2 separate regions of the Homo sapiens genome follow, and region 1 is linked to region 2. A link is a loop called in an ENCODE intact Hi-C map of the cell type or tissue named here. Cell type or tissue: CD4-positive, alpha-beta T cell. All regions are shown on one strand. Each heading gives the region's core, and the rest is flanking DNA. Links, peaks and the distances in the headings are about the cores only.

Region 1 (10,303 bases), core at 1,739-5,738, 260 kb before region 2:
CTCGATCTCCTGACCTCGTGATCCGCCCGCCTCGGCCTCCCACGGTGCTGGGATTACAGGCGTGAGCCACAGCGCCCGGCCTTTTTGTTTGTTTGTTTGTTTTAGAGAGAGACAAGGTCTTGCTCTGTCACCAAGGCTGGAGTGCAGTGGTGCAATCATGGCTCACTGCAGCCTTGACTTTCTGGGTGCAAGCAATTCTCCTGCCTCAGCCTCCCAAGTAGCTGGGACTACAAGTGTGTAACACCACACCTGGTTAATTTTTATTTTATTTATTTATTTTTTTGAGACAGAGTTTTGTTCTTGTTGCCTAGGCTGGAGTGCAATGGCACAATCTCGGCTCACCACAACCTCTGCCTCCTGGGTTCAAGCGATTCTCCTGCCTCAGCCTCCCAAGTAGCTGGGATTACAGGTATGCGCCACCATGCCCGGCTAATTTTGTGTTTTTAGTAGAGACGAGGTTTCATCATGTTGGTCAGGCTGGTGTCGAACTCCCAACCTCAGGTGATCCGCCCTCCTCGGCCTCCCAAAGTGCTGGGATTACAGGCGTGAGCCACCATGCCTGGCCACACCTGGTTAATTTAAAAAATTTTTTTGTAGAGATGGGGTTTCACTGGTCTCAGGCTGGGTCTCAAACTCCATCACTTATATCCTCTTGCTTTGGTCTCCCAAAGTGCTGGGATTACAGGTGTGAACCACCATGCCTGGCCAAAAGAGCCACTATATTTTATTTTTATTTTTATTTTTATTTATTTATTTATTTATTGAGACGGAGTCTCGCTCTGTCACCCAGGCTGGAGTACAGTGGCACGATTTCGGCTCACTGCAATCTCCACCTCCTGGGTTCAAGTGATTCTCCTGCCTCAGTCTCCCGAGTAGCTGGGATCACAGGCGCCCGCCACCATGCCCGGCTAAATTTTTGTATTTTAGTACAGACGGGGTTTCACCGTGTTGCCCAGGGTGGTCTCAAACTCCTGAGCTCAAGCAATCCGCCTGCCTTGGGCTCCCAAAGTGTTAGGATTACAGACATGAACCACCGTGCCCGGCCTCAAAAGAGCCATTTTAATTACAGCCCTGACAAAATCGATGGGTTTCTATTGAAAAAGACACAAAGAAGAGACAGGGGGAGTAAGAGACTGAGAGGCTGCGGCATGTGGCACCAGATACAAGGGCTACTATCTCTGCACATGGCCTCAAGTGCTCAAAATATACTCCAAGGTCCCAAAAGCACTTGGGCCCAGAACTGCCGGCTTAGGCTGGGTTTGGCCTGGCCAGGGCAGGGCTCCCACTGCCCTCCCCCACTTCCCGGGCCCCATGGTCAGTGGTAGGGCTCTGGAAGGTCTCCCCACCAGGCTCTGGTGTGAAGGGGACGTGACATGTGGCTGCTGTCCCAGTCTGGGTTGGGGATGGAGAACTAAGGGGCCGTGGCCAGGTGCAGCCAGGACTCTGTCACCTCCGCACAGCTGCTCTCTCCCATGCCTACCTCCTCCTTCTTTTGCTGGTCAGACTTTTCTTCCAGGTACTGCGCTGAGGATGGGGCCCGACGAGCAGGGGCCTCTCGGGGGGCTTGGCTCACTGGGACAGAGCAAGGACACGTGTCAGAGAGTCCCCTTCGTTAGGGCTCTTTGGTGCCAAGCCCTCGGGGATTTCTTTCTTTCTTTTCTTTCTTTCTTTTTTTTTTTTTTTTTTTGAGATGGAGTTTTGCTCTTGTTGCCCAGGCTGGAGTGCAATGATGTGACCTAGGCTGACTGCAACCTCCGCCTCCTCTGGGTTCAAGCGATTCTCCTGCTTCAGCCTCTGGAGTAGTTGGGATTGCAGGCGCCCACCACGCCAGGCTAATTTTGTATTTTTAGTAGAGATGGGGTTTCACCATGTTGGCCAGGCTGGTCTCAAACCCCCGACCTCAGGTGATCCACTCGCCTCAGCCTCCTAAAGTGCTGGGATTACAGGCATGAGCCACCGCGCCTGGCCGACCTAGGGGATTTCTATGGCGCAGATCTAAGAGGTGGTATTAACAGTCAATGGAGCCTCACTGTATAAGCCCTGCCCTAGACACCACAGTGTGTGCGTGTGTGTGTGTGTTAGGGGTGGGGACCTGTGATGAAAACACAGACCACGAGCCCTGCCCTCCACTGGCTCAGAGACTGATTGACACAGCCACTCCACCCTCCCAAAGGCCAGAGGATTCTGCGTGCCAACAGGAATGGAACTTCAACCTGGGCCTTCTGTCCCTTTCTCCAACCCCCATCCCGCTTCCTCCCCACACCCAGTCCCTCGGTGCACCTGGGCTCATGTCAGGAGGCTGCAGGCTGAGAAGCCAGGGCTGCCCATTAGCGCCTTGCAGCCAGGCCTCGGCACTGAGCACAGGCTCCCAGATCACAGCCGTGTCTGGGAACACGTCATCCTGGAAGAACTCTTTCTGCAGAGGGAGAAACGGGCTGTCCTGAGACATTGACCAGGTGCCCAGGGCACACGGGCATCTGTTGGGGAGGGACAGGGCAAGACCTGGGACCCTCCCACCAGCCTGGGGCTTCCATGAGTTTCAGCATCTCAGCAGAAGGGGGTAGGTGTCCCCATGAACAATGGGTAGGGAAGTTTGGAAGCTGGGTCAGACGGGACCCAAACTCCCCTCTAGGCACCGAGAAGGCGGTGGGCATGGGAGTCCCAGGTCCCCACCCTCACCCGGACTCGGGGCAGCCGGAAGGCCACAGGCTCCAGGGAGGACTGACGCAGCCGCAGGCACCGCATCAGCTCCACTTCCCGCACGTCGCACTCCGTCTTAGGCAGGAGGACGAGGCCCTGGGGGAGCAAGGGAGTCGGAGCTGCCGCTGGGACCTAGAGCTCATGGCTGGGCACGTAGTCTCCCCAGGGTGCCGGCACCCCTCACTTAGGACCACCATGCCTAGGGCCTGTCCCTGGACAGTAACGTGTTGATCATGTTGAACAACCTGCTCTCTGGAGGGAAAGCCCTGATTTGTGGTGTTTTCCTATTTCCACAGTTTACAAACTCCCACCATGGGCAGCTTCTACGTGCCACCTCCACTCCCTGAATGTGGTGTTGGGAAGAGATGTAAATAGCACATCATCCTGCATTTCCTCCATGCACTCCAACACAGAAACATGTGACCTCAGCACAAATAATAGTAAAATTGGATAAATTAATTAGAAGTGATAAACTGAGTGTTTATTACTTTGGTTTTTAATATTATTTTTAGGTTCATATTGTAGGTTCATATAGTTTAACCTTATCTAGTGCAATTTTTTGTTTGTTTTGTAGAGATGGGGTCTTGCTATGTTGCCCAGGCTGGTCTTGAACTCCTGGGCTCAAGCAATTCTCCTGCCTCAGCCTTCCGAAGTGTTGGGATTCCAGGCCACCGTACCCGGCCTACAGTATGATTTTTAATAATGGTTGAGTATGACAATGGCTCTCAAAATTCCTAAATAATTCCAGCAGCAACTCTTCTTGCCAGTCACTGGGCACAGCCCCAGGCCCAGCCCCAGCCCAGGACTCTGACCCCCGACCCACAGGCTCCTGTACTTGCCCACATGGCCACCAGGGGGCAGGGCAGCCTTGTGGTCCCATCGGGGACGAGGCGCCAGGGTGGCCTCACCTTGTGGGGGTCAGGCGACGTGAAGCTGTTGCACTCCAGGAAGAAAGGGGACTCGGGGAGCAGCTCGTACAGGAATACACGGGTGTCGCCCTGCGGGGAAGAAGGCAGGCTGGGAACCCTCCGGCAACACTGGCCTTCCCCCCACCACCTCTCACCTGCCATCCCGCCCTCCAGCCCAGCCCACCTTGCCGGTCAGGAGCACCAGGCCAGTGTCTGGGTCGTAGCTGGGCAGCAGGGTTGAGGGAGCCACGTCCAGGCCCAACACTGCCAAGGGTCCGCCGGCCAGGGCCTCAGCTTCATATAGGAGCAGCTGGCGCTCACTTTGGCTGCAAGGGGGTTTGGGGGCTGAAGCAGGTGTTTCAGAGCTGAAGGGGCCTGGGGCAGGGAGAAGGCGCCCACGTAGCCCCTGCTCTGTTCTGGGTTGTAGGCGAGGCCTAGTGTGGCCCGGCACCGCAGCCACATCCTAACCTGCCCCTCCACCTCTGGGTTCCCCATTGACTCTTTCTCCTCCACTAATCACTCACCCATCCATCTACCCCTGACTGCCTCACCGCCCCTGCTTCCATCTCCCCCAGAGCCCCTTGTGCACCCCTGCATCTATCTCCCCCCAACCCCTCACCCACCCCTCTATCCATCTCCCCACTACCCCCAAAACATCCCTCCATCTCCCCTACCCCCCTCACCCTCCCCTGCATCCATCTCCCCCTTACCCCCAACTCATCCATCGATCTCTCCCTACCCCCTCATTCATCCATCCAGCCATCCGCCCATCTATCCCCACATTCATTCATCCACCCATCCATCCATTCACCCACCTATCCATCCACCCATCTACCCACTCATCCAATCATCTACCCACCCACCCAACCATCCAGTGAGGGGCAGGAATGGTTTCTGAAAGCCTGACAAATGTATGTGACTGTGGAGAAGGGGGACACAGGTGGCTTCTGAAGCCTGGGGATGGGGATGCCTGAGTCCTCACCTGTCAAAGCCAGACACCAGCAGACAGCGACCATCACATACCCAGACAATGCGAGCTCCGCGTCCTCCCTTGGGCCCTGGGCCTTCCTGTTGAGATACATCGCGTGACACCCAGCCAGCACCCCTGAACCAGGTCTGAGGCCACTCCCCAGCCCCTGTGTGCTCACCTGCAGGGGCTCAGGGCCACTCCGGGGCCTGTAGACCCGCACACGCCCATCCTTGCAGACAGTGGCCAGCTGCTGCCCATCAGGACTCCAGGCCAGGCTGAAGATCTGGGGGCAGGAAGGGATATGAGAGACAGCCTTGCTTCACTGCTGGCCCCACCTCTCCCCACTGCTCCTGCCCCTCCTCACTGCTGGCGCCGCCCCTCCTCACTGCTGTTCCCGCCTCTCCTCACTGCTGGTCTTGCCTCTCCTCACTGCTGGCCCCCCTCTCCTCACTGCTGGCCCCCCTTCTCCTCAATGCTAGCCCGGCCCCTCCTCACCGCTGGCCCTGCCCCTCCTCACCACTGGCCCCCCTCTCCTCACTGCTGGCCCCACCCCTCCTCGCTGCTGGTCCTGCCTCTCCTCACTGCTGGCCCCGCCACTCCTCACTGCTGGCCCCACCTCTCCACACTGCTGGCCCCGCCTCTCCACACTGCTGGCCCCACCTCTGCAGCCGTCCTACCTGGTCTTGGTGGCCCTGCAGCTTCAGCCGATCAGCTCCAGCCTGAAGGTCCCAGATGCGAACAGTGAGGTCATAGGAGGACGAGGCCAGCACATTGGCTGCCAGTGGGTGGAAGCGCAGGGAGCAGATCTTCTCCGTGTGGCCTGGAGGAAGGCAGGGGTGATCAGGAGCCCTTGGGAGACACTGGCCACCCCAGCCCCATTCCTGAGCCTGCCTGACCTGTGAGCACAGTCTCTGGCGTGGTGAGCACCTCTTCCAGGCCCTCTGCGGGTACCCGCCACAGTCGGATCCTGGCGTCCTCACCAGCTGCAGAGGACAGACAGGGGCTCATCATTGCTGAGCCCAAGACCTCTGGGCTCCCCAGCCCCTATCCGGGACCCAGGACCCTCCCTCAAGCCCAGGCACCCAGCCTCCTTACCCACAGCGAGGCGATGGGGGTCAAAGGGGTCCCAGGCCAGATCAGTCACAGCTGCCCCATTCTGCAGCGTGGGCAGTGCCGTGTCGGGCAGGCGGCCAGGCTTCCGTAGCTGTGGGAGGTGCCCCCACCCCGAGGCCCATCAGTACCAGGCAGAAAAGCCAGTCCCCAGGGGCTGCGGGCAAGCAGCATGTCTGGGAGCCCACCCTCTGCAGCAGAGGCTCCCACCGCTGGGTGACCCAAGCTCTCTGCCCTGACCACCTTGCGCTCTGAGCCCCAAGTGCCAACCACAAGGCCCCAGAGAGTGAGGGGGCAGCAGCGTGAACTGGCGGGAAAAGCTCCGGCTTAGGGCTCAGGTGGCCGGGCTTCGGATCCCAGCTCCACCACTTACACAGCTGTGTGACCCGGGCAGGTCACTAAACCTCTCTGTGCCTCTTCTCCCTCATCTGTAAAATGGGGATAAAAGTGGCAGGCCCCATGGCAGGTGGCTGGGAGGATCACAGGACAGGCGGGCAGGAGCCTGACACAAGGTTTGTGCTCCCTGTGTTGTGTGGGTAGCTAAGGCCCTCCGCGTCTTTGCCACAGGCAGGGAACTGAGGGGCAGCCCTGGTGGGGTGGGGCCCTCACCTCAAGCACAGCCACCTGTCCCCCGCTGCTGAGCAGCGGCACGGCCACACGCAGCTTGTTGGCACAGAAGCCGTCACTCTCACCAGGTGTGGTGAGGTTGAGCCCCTTGAGGTTGGTGATGTGGCTGTCTCGGTGCAGGACAGTGCCCTGAGCATGGCGGAACTTGGAACTGGGGCCTGGCAGGTGGCAGGGACATGGAACCACGTGTGAGGATGCCGTCCCCGCCCGCCCTGCACTCTTTGAGTCCCGGCTGCCCACTCCCCTCACCCCAGGTGGATGTACAGCATGGACCTAGGCCCAGGCCTTTGCTAATCCAGTGGATGCAACTCGCCCAGGAATAATGTCTGGAATGATATACCCTGTTCCATGGTGGCTCGGGGAATCTTGGTGGAGCCCAGGGCTTTGGCTGCTCAGAAGCTGGTGGCCCCAGCCGCCCTCCTATTTTGCAGGTGAGACTCAGCCACCACACCCCAGCCCCCAGGACAAATGACCCTGCCAGTGAGTCTGGGTGAGGGGGGTGCCCTGCATGAGGCCTGTGCTCAGCAGTAGGGTACACAGGAGGATGACGGGGAGTGGGGCAGACAGGGCTCCTGCGGTAGGGGTGAGCTCCCCGTCCTGCCTCCTTACCCAGCAGGCTCTGCAGCGACCTCAAACTGGGGCTGGTCCCGATGCCACTGGTGCTGGAGAGTGAGGGCCCCAGGCTGGAGGGCGTGGAGGGCGAGGTCAGCGAACTGGGAGGGGAAGAGAAACCCTCCTGGGGAGGGGCATGGGGTCAGCCAGCCTGCTCCTAGGTGTACTGGCCAAAAGGAGGGGGTGCCAGCGGACTCCAGGGTCACCACTCTGGGCCCCCTGCGGACTGGAGGAGCCCCCACTGTGGGCATGCGACAGGAGCGGCGGGGGGCACGGGCATAAACGCAGACACACAGGGAAGCAGCCGAGCTTCAGACCGCGGGGACAGCAAGTGGCAGCTGCTGGCTCCCAGCCCTGCAGGAGGGTGTGCCCAGTGGGTTAGATCTGCCAGTATTTTAAGAGAAGCCAGAAATCTAGATCTGTATGAAAATTCTTGCTTTTTAAGTGTTTGCCCAATTTAGAAAGCACTGTGCAAGTTCCTTCTTTATGCTCCACGTGTTTCTCTGTCTCTGTTACACTTGACAAAGAAGGTTGGGGCCAGGCGTGGTGGCTCAAGGCTGTAATCCCAGCAGTTTGGGAGGCCGAGGAGGGCAGATCACGAGGTCAGGAGTTCAAGGCCAGCATGGCCAACATGGTGAAGCCTGACTCTACTAAAAAAAATATAAAAATTGGCCAGGCGCGGTGGCTCACGCCTGTAATCCCAGCACTTTGGGAGGCCCAGGCGGGTGGATCATGAGGTTAGGAGTTCAAGACCAGCCTGGCCAACATGGTGAAAACCCGTCTCTACTAAAGATACTAAAGATACCAATTAGCCAGGCGTGGTGGTGCGCGCCTGTAATCCCAGCACTTTGGGAGGCCCAGGCAGGTGGATCATGAGGTTAGGAGTTTAAGACCAGCCTGGCCAACATGGTGAAAACCCATCTCTACTAAAGATACTAAAGATACAAATTAGCCAGGCGTGGTGGCGCACGCCTGTAATCCCAGCTACTCAGGAGGCTCAGGCAGGAGAATTGCTTGAAACTGGGAGGCGGAGGTTGCAGTGAGCCGAGATCGCACCATTGCACTCCAGCCTAGACGACAGGGCGAGACTCATCTCAAAAACAAAAACAAAAACAAAAATTAGGCCAGGTGCAGTGGCTCATGATTGTAATCCCAGCACTTTGGGAGGCCGAGGCGGGTGGATCACCTGAGGTCAGGAGTTCGAGACCAGCCTGACCAACATGGTGAAACCCCATGTCTACTAAAAATACAAAAATTAGCCAGGCATGGTGGCGGGTGCCTGTAATCTCACCTACTCGGGAGGCTGAGGCAGGAGAATCACTTGAACCCAAGAGGCGGAGATTGCAGTGAGCCGAGATCACACCATTGTACTCTAGCCTGGGCAATAAGAGCGAAACTCTGTCTCAAAAAATAAATTAAAATATAGTCGGCCATGGTGGCACATGCCTGTAATCCCAGCTACTCGGGAGGCTGAGGCAGGAGAATCGCTTGAACCTAGGAAGAGGAGGTTGCAGTGAGCCGAGGTTGCGCCACTGCACTCTAGCTTGGGTGACAGAGTGAGACACTGTCTCAAAAAAAAAAAAAGGCCGTTCAGCCGGTGAACACTCAGGGCAGCCACTGCAGTGTCGCTGAGGGAGGATGGGGGCGGCCCTGGTACTTACGCTTGCGTCTGCATCACCCACGGGTGTCTCCATCACCGCAGGCTGGGCTGTGTCAGGGAGGGGCTCCGCAGGGGGCACCAGACAGGAAGTGAAGCTCGGGTGGGGCCGGCAGGCGGGGTTGAGGCTGACCTTCTGCACCTGCATGGAGGCCGGCAGTGGGGAGATGGGGGCATGGGCTGCCCGGTCAGGAGGGCCCCCATGGGAGGGTCAACTGGGTAGGGATGGGGGGCACCCAGCAGGCCAGACTGAGTTGGCACACAGCCACACGGGGCTACCAGGGACTCGGGGAGGCTGGGAGAGGTGAGCCAGCCCTGGTCCTACCTGCTGGTTGTCCCCAGCCCACCAGCTATGGGGGTCGGTGGCAGGCACACAGCCGGCAGTGTCCGGGAACAGGTCCTCGTGGAACTCCACAGCCTGGCCGCAGACAAGCAGGCAGCTAGTGAGGCCCAGGCCCCCCGACTCCCCAGCCCCCGCAGTCCCTCGCCCAAGTCCCCCTCACCTTGCGGGGCACATGGTAGCCGATGGGCACGATGGCTGTGTCGCTCAGCTGTAGGACGCGGAGTACCTCGCAGCTCATGACGGCCAGCGCCTGCCGGGGCACAAGGGCAGCCCCACGCAGCACGCTCTCCAGGACACACTGGGTCACTGTTGAGGACACCATAGGGGAACAGGCAGGATGGGCAGGGGAGGGGAGGGTAGGGGATGGGGGCGAGGAAGCAAGGCTTACCTGGGCTCAGCGCCGGCTGCTGCGGGACCACCTCGTAACAGTACAGCTGCCTCTCGCCCTGAAATGAGTCTGAACTGAGCCCCGTTTGCTGACTGAACCCCTGGGGAGGGCCCAGGACTGGCATCAGCTCCCCCACAGGTCCCCAAGGACCTGAGCCACAGAACCACAGTGGCTGGAGATGGGGCTCCCCAACATGCTGGGCGCTGAGCTGAGCCCTAGGCTGACTACCTCACTTGCTCAGCCTCGTTGCACATGGGGTGAGCACCGGGGGTGTACGTCAGTATTTATGGAGTGCTGACTGTGTGCTGACACTGCTCTATTCTCGGCCTTGTTCTCAGGAAGGCCAGTGTTCTAGGAGAGCTACAGTCACCTTGGCTGCACAGGGGAAGACACAGAGGCCCTGTTCGAGTTCCTCCTCTCTCTTGGGGAAGGCCAGGGGCTGGACTCCAGGCTGTGGATGTGGGTGGGAGCCCCAGCTTCTCACTCACCTTTCCTGCCAGGACCAGGAGCCCAGAGTCAGGGTCCAGCAGAGGCACGAGACACCTGGGGAAGAGAGGGCAAGATGGCGGGTCAGGGCAGTGGGAGGGCTGCCAGACTCGTAACCCCATGTAGGAGCCCAGGACAGGCACCACAGTGACTGGGAGCCGCTTGGCCATCCAGCCATGTTCAGCCTGGTCCCCAGGAACCCCCTCCTCTTCCTGAGCTTCCCACATGCCCAACACACGCCCACACCCCAGCTGCTCCTCCCCAGGGCCTCCACCTGCACACCTGCGTCACTCCAGGACTGGAGTGGGCACAGGGGAACTCGGGCCCGATCTCAGCCACAGCTCTTCCTCCAAGAAGACCCCACATGCATTCTGTGCCCCTCCCACCTTCGACAGCCTAGACATCAGGCCAGCATTGCCAGGGAAGGTGGAGAGGTGAGGCCGGAGGCGAGGAGCCTCCCGTCCCCACTCGGCACTGCCTGTGGACAGGCAGCATCCGGGAG
Region 2 (8,330 bases), core at 1-4,000:
CGAGCGCCCGCTGTGCGGATGTCCGGGCCGTAACCCGAGCCGGGCGCGTCCACGTCGTCCTCGTTGCTCTCGGTGGCACCCGTGCCCCTGCTCTGGCACGGATGGGGGTCCGCTGGCGGGGGCCACGTCTGTGCATGGGCGCAAATGCCTGACCACAGGATCTTGGCCAAGGCCTGGGGACCGTGTCTGAACTGTGAGCGCCTACTGTGTGTGGATGCCCGGGCCGTGACCAGGGTTGGGGGAGTCCACGTCGCCCTCGTTGCTCTGGGTGGCACCCGGCCCCTGCTCTGGCACGGATGGAGGTCCGCAGGCGGGGGCCTCAGGTTCGTGCATAGGCGTTTTTGCCAAGGCCCAGGAACGGTGTCTGAAAACTGAGTGCCTAATGTGTGCAGGCGCCTGAGCTGGGACCAGAGCCAGTCACGTCCACGTCGCCCTCGTTGCTCTCGGTGGCACCCACGCCCCTGCTCTGGCGGGAATTAGGAGCCCAGAGGCCGGGGCCACAGATCTGTGCATGGGCGCAAACGCCAGGCCACAGACGTCTTTGCCATGCCCCGGGGACTGTGACTGAACGCTAAGTGCCTACTGTGCGCAGCTGTCCAGACCGTGACCAGAGCCAGGCACGTCCATGTCGCCCTCATTGCTCTCGGTGGCACCCGTGCCCCTGCTCTGGCACGAATTGGGGTCCCAAGGTGGGGCATACAGATCTGTGCATGGGCGCAAACGCCGGGCCACAGGCGTCTTTGCTAAGACCTAGGGACCCTGAACCCCTCTGTGATTGGCATCGCTCTGTGTTAAATAGTAGGCACGCCCTTAAGAGAGGGGTCTCTAGGAATTTTGGCCCAAATCGGCTGGTCTAGGCTGAAAGGCCCGGCACACTGTAGGCGCCGACAAATACTCGTTCAGTGAATGAATGAATGAGCCACTTAAAAGCTCCGCCGCACGTCACCGCCTATAGCTAGCCTCCTAGCTCTCCTCACTCAATCTCTCATCGCCCACTCGTGGCATGGGTCCTTCCTAGCCTGGCTCTGGGCCTGCCCCACTGTAGCCCCATGACCCTCTGGACGGCGCCTGGGACAGGCTGGCGGGGCCAGCAGCCTCTGGTGCTTCGGGGTCCCCCTCCCAGCAGTTCTCCCGCTTTCCCACGCAAAATCTCGTGCTCTTTGCCGGAAATCTCGGCCCTTAGCGGGCGGGCGCCAAGGCCCGGCAGAGCCAGTTCCGGAGCGGCCCCAAACTCCCTTTCCCAGAATGCCTCGGTTTATTTGCATCGTTTGGTCCCGGTGACGTCAGCTGAGTGAGGTCGTGCCTCGACCAATGGACAGCCTCGGGGTGTTAGGACCTGGCCATATAAGGTAAACAAAGCTGGTCGCCCAATGAAGAGGCGGCGGGGGCGGGCGCTGGGCCGGGGAGGCCGGGGGCGGAGCCGGGGGCGGGGCGACCGGGCGGTGTTTACAGACCGGCACATGGCGCTTCCGGTTGACGTTGCTGACAGCTAGTGAGGCTTTAGCCCGCTTCGAGCGCCCGGGGGCGGTAAGGCGCGATCATAGCAGCTCTAGGTGACCTTGGTCCGGCTCCTTGCGCCCCCTGGCCCCAGCCTCCTTCGTTGAGACACTATTTGTTGAGTCTTTCCTCTTTTCCTGGCCCTGACCTAGCGTGGGGCGACAGAAGAGCAATAGCCGGGTGGGGGCTGTGAGAACGGCTGGGGTTGGGAGCGAATTTCGGAAACCCGGAGGACGAGTATAGCCTTGCAAGATGGAAAATGCCCTCCCGGGCTGGCGCGGTGGCCTGTAATCCCACCTACTCGGGGTCCGAGGAGGGAGGATTGCCTAGGCCCAGGACTTTGAGAACACGCCTCTACAGAGATTTACATTTTAAGAAAATTAGCTGAGTTCGGGTCGGGCGCAGTGGCTCACGCCTGTAATCCCAGCACTTTGGGAGGCCGAGGCTGGCGGATCACCTGAGGTCAGGAATTCGAGACCAGCCTGACCAAAACGGCGAAACCCGTTCTCTACTAAAAATACAAACACTAGCCGGGCGTGGTGGCAGTCGCCTGTAATCCCAGCTACTCCAGAAGCTGAGGCAGGAGAATCGCTTGAACCCAGGAGGCGGAGGTTGCAGTGAGCCGCGATCGCGCCACTGCCCTGCAGCCTGGGCCACAGAGCAAGACTCTGTCTCAAAAAAAAAAACCAAAAAACAAAGCAACAACAAAAAAACAGAGAATTAGCTGGGTTCCATGGCTCACACCTGTAAGTAATCTCAACACTTTAGGAGGCCGAGATGGGCGCGGATCACTAGAGTCCAGGAGTTTGCGACCAGTCTGGGCAACATAGTGAGACCCTCGTCTCTACAAAAAATAAAAAATAAAAAAAATTGGCCGGGCGCCGTGGCTCACGCTTGTAATCCTAGCGCTTTGGGAGGCCGAGGCGGGCAGATCCCTTGAGGTTAGGAGTTCCAGACCAGCCTGGTCAAACCGTCTCTACTAAAAATACAAAAATTAGCCGGACATGGTGGCACACGCCTGTAGTGCCAGCTACTGGGGAAGCTGAGGCAGGAGAATTGCTTGAACTCAGGAGGCGGAGGCTGCAGTGAGCTGAGATCGCGCCATTGCATTCCAGCCTAGACGACAGAGCAAGACTGTCTCAAGAAAAAAAAAAAAATTCTGGAGTCCCAGCTACAGATTGAGGTAGGAGGATTGCTTGAGCCTGGGAAGTCAGAGGCTGCAGTGAGCCGTGATTGTGCCTGGGGAACAGCGCAAGATCCTGTCTCCAAAAAATAAAAAATGCCCTAGGGAGGCCGGCACTGGCCCTGGGGGTGAGTTAGGGGATACTGAAATGTGTAAACAGATCTGATCCCTTGGACACGTTGGGATCACTGTGGCTGTGGCTGTGCTGGGATCAGATGGTGGTGGAGAGCTCCGGTCTGAACTAGGCGACGTTCTTGATGTGTCTGGTTCCAGGGGAGTCTGCCCTGCCTTCGGAATTGGATGGAATGGAGGGAATTGCCTCAAGCTGCGGCTCCTACCCGGGCCCCTCAAGCCTGACCAAGGACTCTCCCATTGGGTGGTGGGAGGAGGACAGTAGGGGAACTAGTGGACTGGACCTGAAATGTCCTGGGGTGGGAGGGTAGGGTGGTGGGGAAGGCTTGGGGCACTGAGATAGCGGAGAGGGCTGGGGAGGGAAGGGAGTCAGGGTGCAGTGGAGTTGGTCTCTGAGGGCTGGGGCTGGGAGCCTGGCCTATAGGCAAGGGGCGGACACTGAGTCTTGGCTTTTCCCAGGCAGGCACTTAGCCTCGGCAGAAGCCATCTGACCACGGGAAATACAGTTTAAAATTCTTTCCTGCTGTTTGCGGATCACTTAGGGGCCACAGTATTTTGTAAACCCTGATGGTTCCAAGAGATGTTTGCTCTTGCTAAGAGTTGCTCCTTAACCTTTGCAAAGCTCATATGCATGAATTAATATGGGCAAAGTGCTCCACAGGGTAGGCCCACAGTAAAAACCAGCTCTGAATATGATTCCCGCTATAATAATTACCACTAGGACGACAACACAGTGTGGTAGAAGGTGGGCAGGTTCGGGAGCTAGACAGACCTGGGTGTCAGGCTTGACTCCGCTGCTTAATGACTTAATGCTTAATGTTGAGCGAGTTACCAGAGCTCTGGGCTTCACTTTCTCACTGGCGGGGCTGAGTTCTGGCCTCACTGCTGTGGAAGATTAATGCCTGTAAAATGCAGAGTGCAGGGCCTGGTGCTATTTGCACGGTTCTAGTGCTCTCACCTGTTTGCCTCCATCTGGACCACTCTGGGAAGCCCTAGCCCTATTTTACAGATAAAACTGAGGCTGGAATCCAGCCTTACCCTCTGACATTCAGAACCTGTGGAGAAGAGCGGGCACCCATGGTGCATTTCTGGCAAGGGAGGAGGGACACTGTCCCGGCAGGGCCCACTAAGGGCTTGCCTTGCATAGGGAGGCAGGAAGTGCCTTCACCCCTCCTTCCACCATCGTCCAGGTACCACTCAGCTGCCTGCCCAGGCTTGCCCAGCTCAGGAGGATCTCTCTCAGGCCAGCAGGCTGGCAAGAGTTGGGCAGGTGGGGCTGGCAGAGTCAAAGGTCACCCTACTGGTCTCCATGCAACCCCCTCACCCCCATCCCCTAAGCCAGCTTGTTTTTCCACGGGCAACAGGGAATTAAAAAACAACCTTGTTTTTAGCCAGGATTAGCCTGGTTGGAGAATGAACTTTGGATTCCTTAGCAGGCTGGGATGGAACCTGACAGCTGGGGCCAGCACCTAGTGGGAGGGAGAGGAGAAGGCATTTCCAGCAGTGCCCTTATGTCACCTGAGGGCCCAAGAGGTTCAAGGCTTTGCCAGACTTCACATGGCCAGTCCATGGGGGGCCCAGGGCCCTGGCCGCCTCCTCCTCACCCCATTCTTTGATTTATTCCACAGATGTGCTTATCAGACACCCACCGGGTGCCTGGCTCTGGGAGCACCAGAATACGCCAGGATCCTGCCCACTCAGGGGGTTGAGAAGTCTAGACTTGAGACTCAGGCACTCAGACCAGGAAGCCACCAGTCGTCTCCAGCGTCTGTCTTTATGTTTCTTTTTTTTTTTTTTTCATTTTATTTTATTTTTGAGACAGGGTCTCACTCTGTCACCCAGGCTGCAGTGCAGTGGCACAATCATGGCTCGCTACAGTCTCGACCTCCCAGCCTCAAAGGATCCTTCCACCTCAGCCTCCCAAGTAGCTGGGACTACACATGTGCACCACCACGCCTGGTTAATGTTTATATTTTCTGTAGAGACAGGGCTTTGCCATGGTGCCCAGGCTGGCCTCGAACTCCTAGGCTCAAGCGATCCACCTGCCTTGGCCTCCCAAAATGCTGAGATTACAGGCGTGAGACACCGCACCTGGCCCTGTCTTTACGTTTCAGAGAGCCCAATGCTGGCTGAATGTGAGGCAAGATCTGGCCCTTGCCTTGCCATCTCCCTCACTTGATTCTAGTCCTGTGCCGTACTCAGTTCTTTCCCACTATAGAGGTTTTGTATATGCCATTACCCCTACCTAGAACCTGGAGCAGCCTAATCCCTCACACTTTGCCTGGCTGGCTATTAATTGTATTTCAAGTCCTGGTTTAGCAACCGGCCGCGGTGGCTCACGCCTATAATCCCAGCACTTTGGGAGGCCGAGGTGGGTAGATTACCTGAGGTCAGGAGTTCAAGACCAGCCTGGCCAACATGGTGAAACCCCATCTCTACTAAAAATACAAAAATTCGCTGGGTGTGCTGGCACGCGCCTGTAGTCCCAGCTACTCGGGAGGCTGAGGCAGGAGAATTGCTTGAACCCAGGGGGCGGAGGTTGCAGTGAGCTGAGATCGCTCCACTGCACTCCACCTCGGGCAACAGAGTGAGGCTGCGTCTCAAACAACAGCAACAACAACAGCAACAAAAAATAAATCAAGTCCTGGCTTAGCTGTCACCTCCTCAAAAAAACCCCTTCCCTGACTCCCCTGCCAATAGTGTCAATTAATTGCATCTCAACGTTTTCTGCAGAGCACCCACCACATTCTGGAATTATATACTTGTTAACCTTTCTAGCGTCTATTTCCTCACCTGCCTGCAGCCTCCATGTCTAGCTTGTCCTACCATTTGATGCCTGTTGCCTGGTTCATCACCTGTCACATAGTAGCTGCAGGATAAATATTTGTTGAATAAATCAATGAATTGGCCAGGCATGACGGCACACGCCTGTAATCCCAGCACTTTGGGAGGCCAAGGTGGGGGGATTGCCTGAGGTCAGGAGTTAAAGACCAGCCTGGCCAACGTGGTGAAACCCTGTCTCTACTGAAAATACAAAAATTAGTTGTGGGTGCCTGTAATCCCAGCTACTCGGGAGGCTGAGGAAGGAGAACCGCTTGAACCTGGGAGGCGGAAGTTAAAGCGAGCCGAGATCCCACATGATCATGCCACTGCACTCCAGGCTGGGTGACAGAGTGAGACTGTGTCTCCAAACGTAAATAAATAAATGAATCCAGGCCGGGCACGGTGGCTCACGCCTGTAATCCCAGCACTTTGGGAGGCCGAGGCGGACAGATCACCTGAGGTCAGGAGTTCGAGACCAGCCTGACCAACATGGAGAAACCCCGTCTCTACTAAAAATACAAAATTAGCCGGGCGTGGTAGCACATGCCTGTAATCCCAGCTACTACGGAGGCTGAGGCAGGAGAATCGCTTGAACCCGGGAGGCGGAGGTTGCAGTGAGCCGAGATTGCACCATTGTCCTCCAGCCTGGGCGACAGAGCGAAACTCCATCTCAAAAAAAATAAAATAAATAAATAAATAAATAAAAATAAATGAATCCACTCAGATGTTGATAATGGAACTTGGACCAAATCGGGAAGGGCCTGTCTTCCATCTGGGTGTGGGTAAGCACAGAAAAATACTGCTGAAAGGGCTTTGAGGACACCTTGAGTCCAAAGCTCTGTTGAGAAGAAGAGTTAATGAAACATCCACCTGGTGGAAATGACTGCTCTGGCACAGGCTCCATAGGGAGGATATGCTCTTAGTGTTGTTTTTCAGTGGGAACAGCTGATGCTCAGGACTCTCCCTTCCTCCCCGCAAATGAGGAGGGCAGTCAGTTGAATGCAGCGTTGATACACAAATACATGTACATGTACGTGAGTTACGTGATTCAATGGAAAGAAATATAAAATGAAGAGAGATCACAATGGGTGGGGGGCTTCAGGCCCATCCATCTGGGGGCAAGAGCCTGGCAATCTGGCACTCTGGAGCATGCCTCTGTGGAGGCAGGGACGTGCCCAGGTAAGAGCAGTGGCCTGGCTCAATTCCAGCTGTGCCACCCACCTACTGTGCAACCTCATTAGGGTACTTCATTTTTCTGAGCCTCACTTTACTGTTTTGTAAATTGGTAATAGAAATAGAATCTACATCAGATTGTTTTTCTGTGACAGAGTCTTGCTCTGTCGCCTAGGCTGGAGTGCAGTGGCGCGATCTCCGCTCACTGCAACCTCCGCCTCCCAGGTTCGAGCAATTCTCCCATCTCAGCCTCCCGAGTAGCTGGGATTACAGGCACGTGCCACCACACCCAGCTAATTTTTGTTTTTAGTAGAGACGGGTTTTTGCCATGTTGGCCAGGCTAGTCTCCAACTCCTGACCTTGAATGATCCGCCCACCTCGGCCTCCCAAAGTGCTGGGATTCCAGGTGTGAACCATTGCACCCGGCCAGATAATTGTTTTTTAATTATTATTATTTTTGGAAACAGAGTCTCGCTCTGTCACCCACACTGGAGTGCAGTGGGGCAATCTTGGCTCACTGTAACCTCCACCTCCCAGGTTCAAGCGATTCTCCTGCCTCAGCTTCCCGAGTAGCTGGGATTACAGGCACATGCCACCACACCCAGCTAATTTTTATGTTTTTAGTAGAGATGGGGGTTTTGCCATGTTGGCCAGGCTGGTCTTGAACTGACCTTGGGTGATCCGCCCACCTCGGCCTCACAAAGTCCTGGGATTCCAGGCGTGAACCATTGTGCCTGGCCAGATAATTGTTTTTTAATTATTATTATTTTTGGAAACAGAGTCTCGCTCTCTCACTCCCACTGGAGTGCAGTGGCGCAATCTGGGCTCACTGTAACCTCCACCTCCCAGGTTCAAGCGATTCTCCTGCCTCAGCCTCCCCAGTAGCTGGGATTACAGGCGCGCACCACCACGCTCAACTAATTTTTTGTATTTTTGGTAGAGACAGGGTTTCACCATATTGGCAAGGCTAGTCTTAAACCCTTGACCTCAAGTGATATGCCTGCCTCGGCCTCCCAAAGTGCTGGGATTACAGGCGTGAGCCACAGTGCCTGGCCTGTTTTTTTAATATTTTATTTTTTAAAATTTTTATCCTTTTTAGAGATAGGGTCTCACTCTATCACCCAGGCTGGAGTGCAGTGGCATGATCATGGCTCACTGCAACCTCGACCTCCCAGGCTCAAGCTATGCTCCTGCCTCCACCTCCAGAGTAGCTGTGACTACAGGGGCGTGCCATCACACCTGGCTAATTTTTACATTTTTGGTAGAGACAGGGTCATGACATGTTGCCCAGTCTGTTCTGGAACTCCTGGGTGCAGGCTATCTGCCTGCCTCGGCCTCCCAAAGTGTTAGGATTACAGGTGTGAGCCACTGCGCCCGGCCAACATCAAAGAATTATATGAGAGGATATGTGCAGAGCCCTCAGCATGATGCCTGGCACATAATGCTCAGTAAGTGTGGATCTTGGTTGTGGGGCAGGGAGATTTAATCAGGCTCCTCCAAGACCTGGACCTGCATCATAATC

The links. Peaks named below come from ENCODE experiments on the same cell type or tissue, not always from the same donor. Only the 100,000 strongest peaks of a DNase experiment are listed, where the experiment ranks them.
Region 1: a loop joins it to region 2, with 2.3 times the contacts of the local background. A loop is called at or near these places in 5 of 110 quality-filtered maps.

The regions. Positions count from the first base shown.
Region 1 is chr16:4,355,688-4,365,990 of GRCh38, forward strand. CORO7-PAM16 (CORO7-PAM16 readthrough) reads right to left here. Exons shown (of 31, transcript NM_001201479.2): 10 at 9,804-9,858; 11 at 9,316-9,373; 12 at 9,088-9,233; 13 at 8,910-9,002; 14 at 8,589-8,726; 15 at 6,925-7,051; 16 at 6,298-6,473; 17 at 5,674-5,782; 18 at 5,475-5,561; 19 at 5,256-5,398; 20 at 4,757-4,861; 21 at 4,591-4,676; 22 at 3,793-3,934; 23 at 3,609-3,698; 3 more. CORO7 (coronin 7) reads right to left here. Exons shown (of 28, transcript NM_024535.5): 10 at 9,804-9,858; 11 at 9,316-9,373; 12 at 9,088-9,233; 13 at 8,910-9,002; 14 at 8,589-8,726; 15 at 6,925-7,051; 16 at 6,298-6,473; 17 at 5,674-5,782; 18 at 5,475-5,561; 19 at 5,256-5,398; 20 at 4,757-4,861; 21 at 4,591-4,676; 22 at 3,793-3,934; 23 at 3,609-3,698; 3 more. Among named protein-coding and RNA genes, the nearest start is that of PAM16, 9.5 kb to the left of the region's middle. RefSeq lists an enhancer at 9,640-10,140. In CD4-positive, alpha-beta T cell, for the core only: CTCF peaks have their summits at 3,556 (motif pointing right) and 3,758; DNase peaks (open chromatin) are centred at 3,574 and 5,013.
Region 2 is chr16:4,615,049-4,623,378 of GRCh38, forward strand. No RefSeq gene overlaps it. Among named protein-coding and RNA genes, the nearest start is that of UBALD1, 4.3 kb to the left of the region's middle. RefSeq lists silencers at 1-100, 1,344-1,573 and enhancers at 52-624, 625-1,196, 1,034-1,293. In CD4-positive, alpha-beta T cell, for the core only: a CTCF peak has its summit at 1,548; DNase peaks (open chromatin) are centred at 553, 1,293 and 2,233; H3K4me3 peaks cover 2,170 bases; H3K27ac peaks cover 1,982 bases.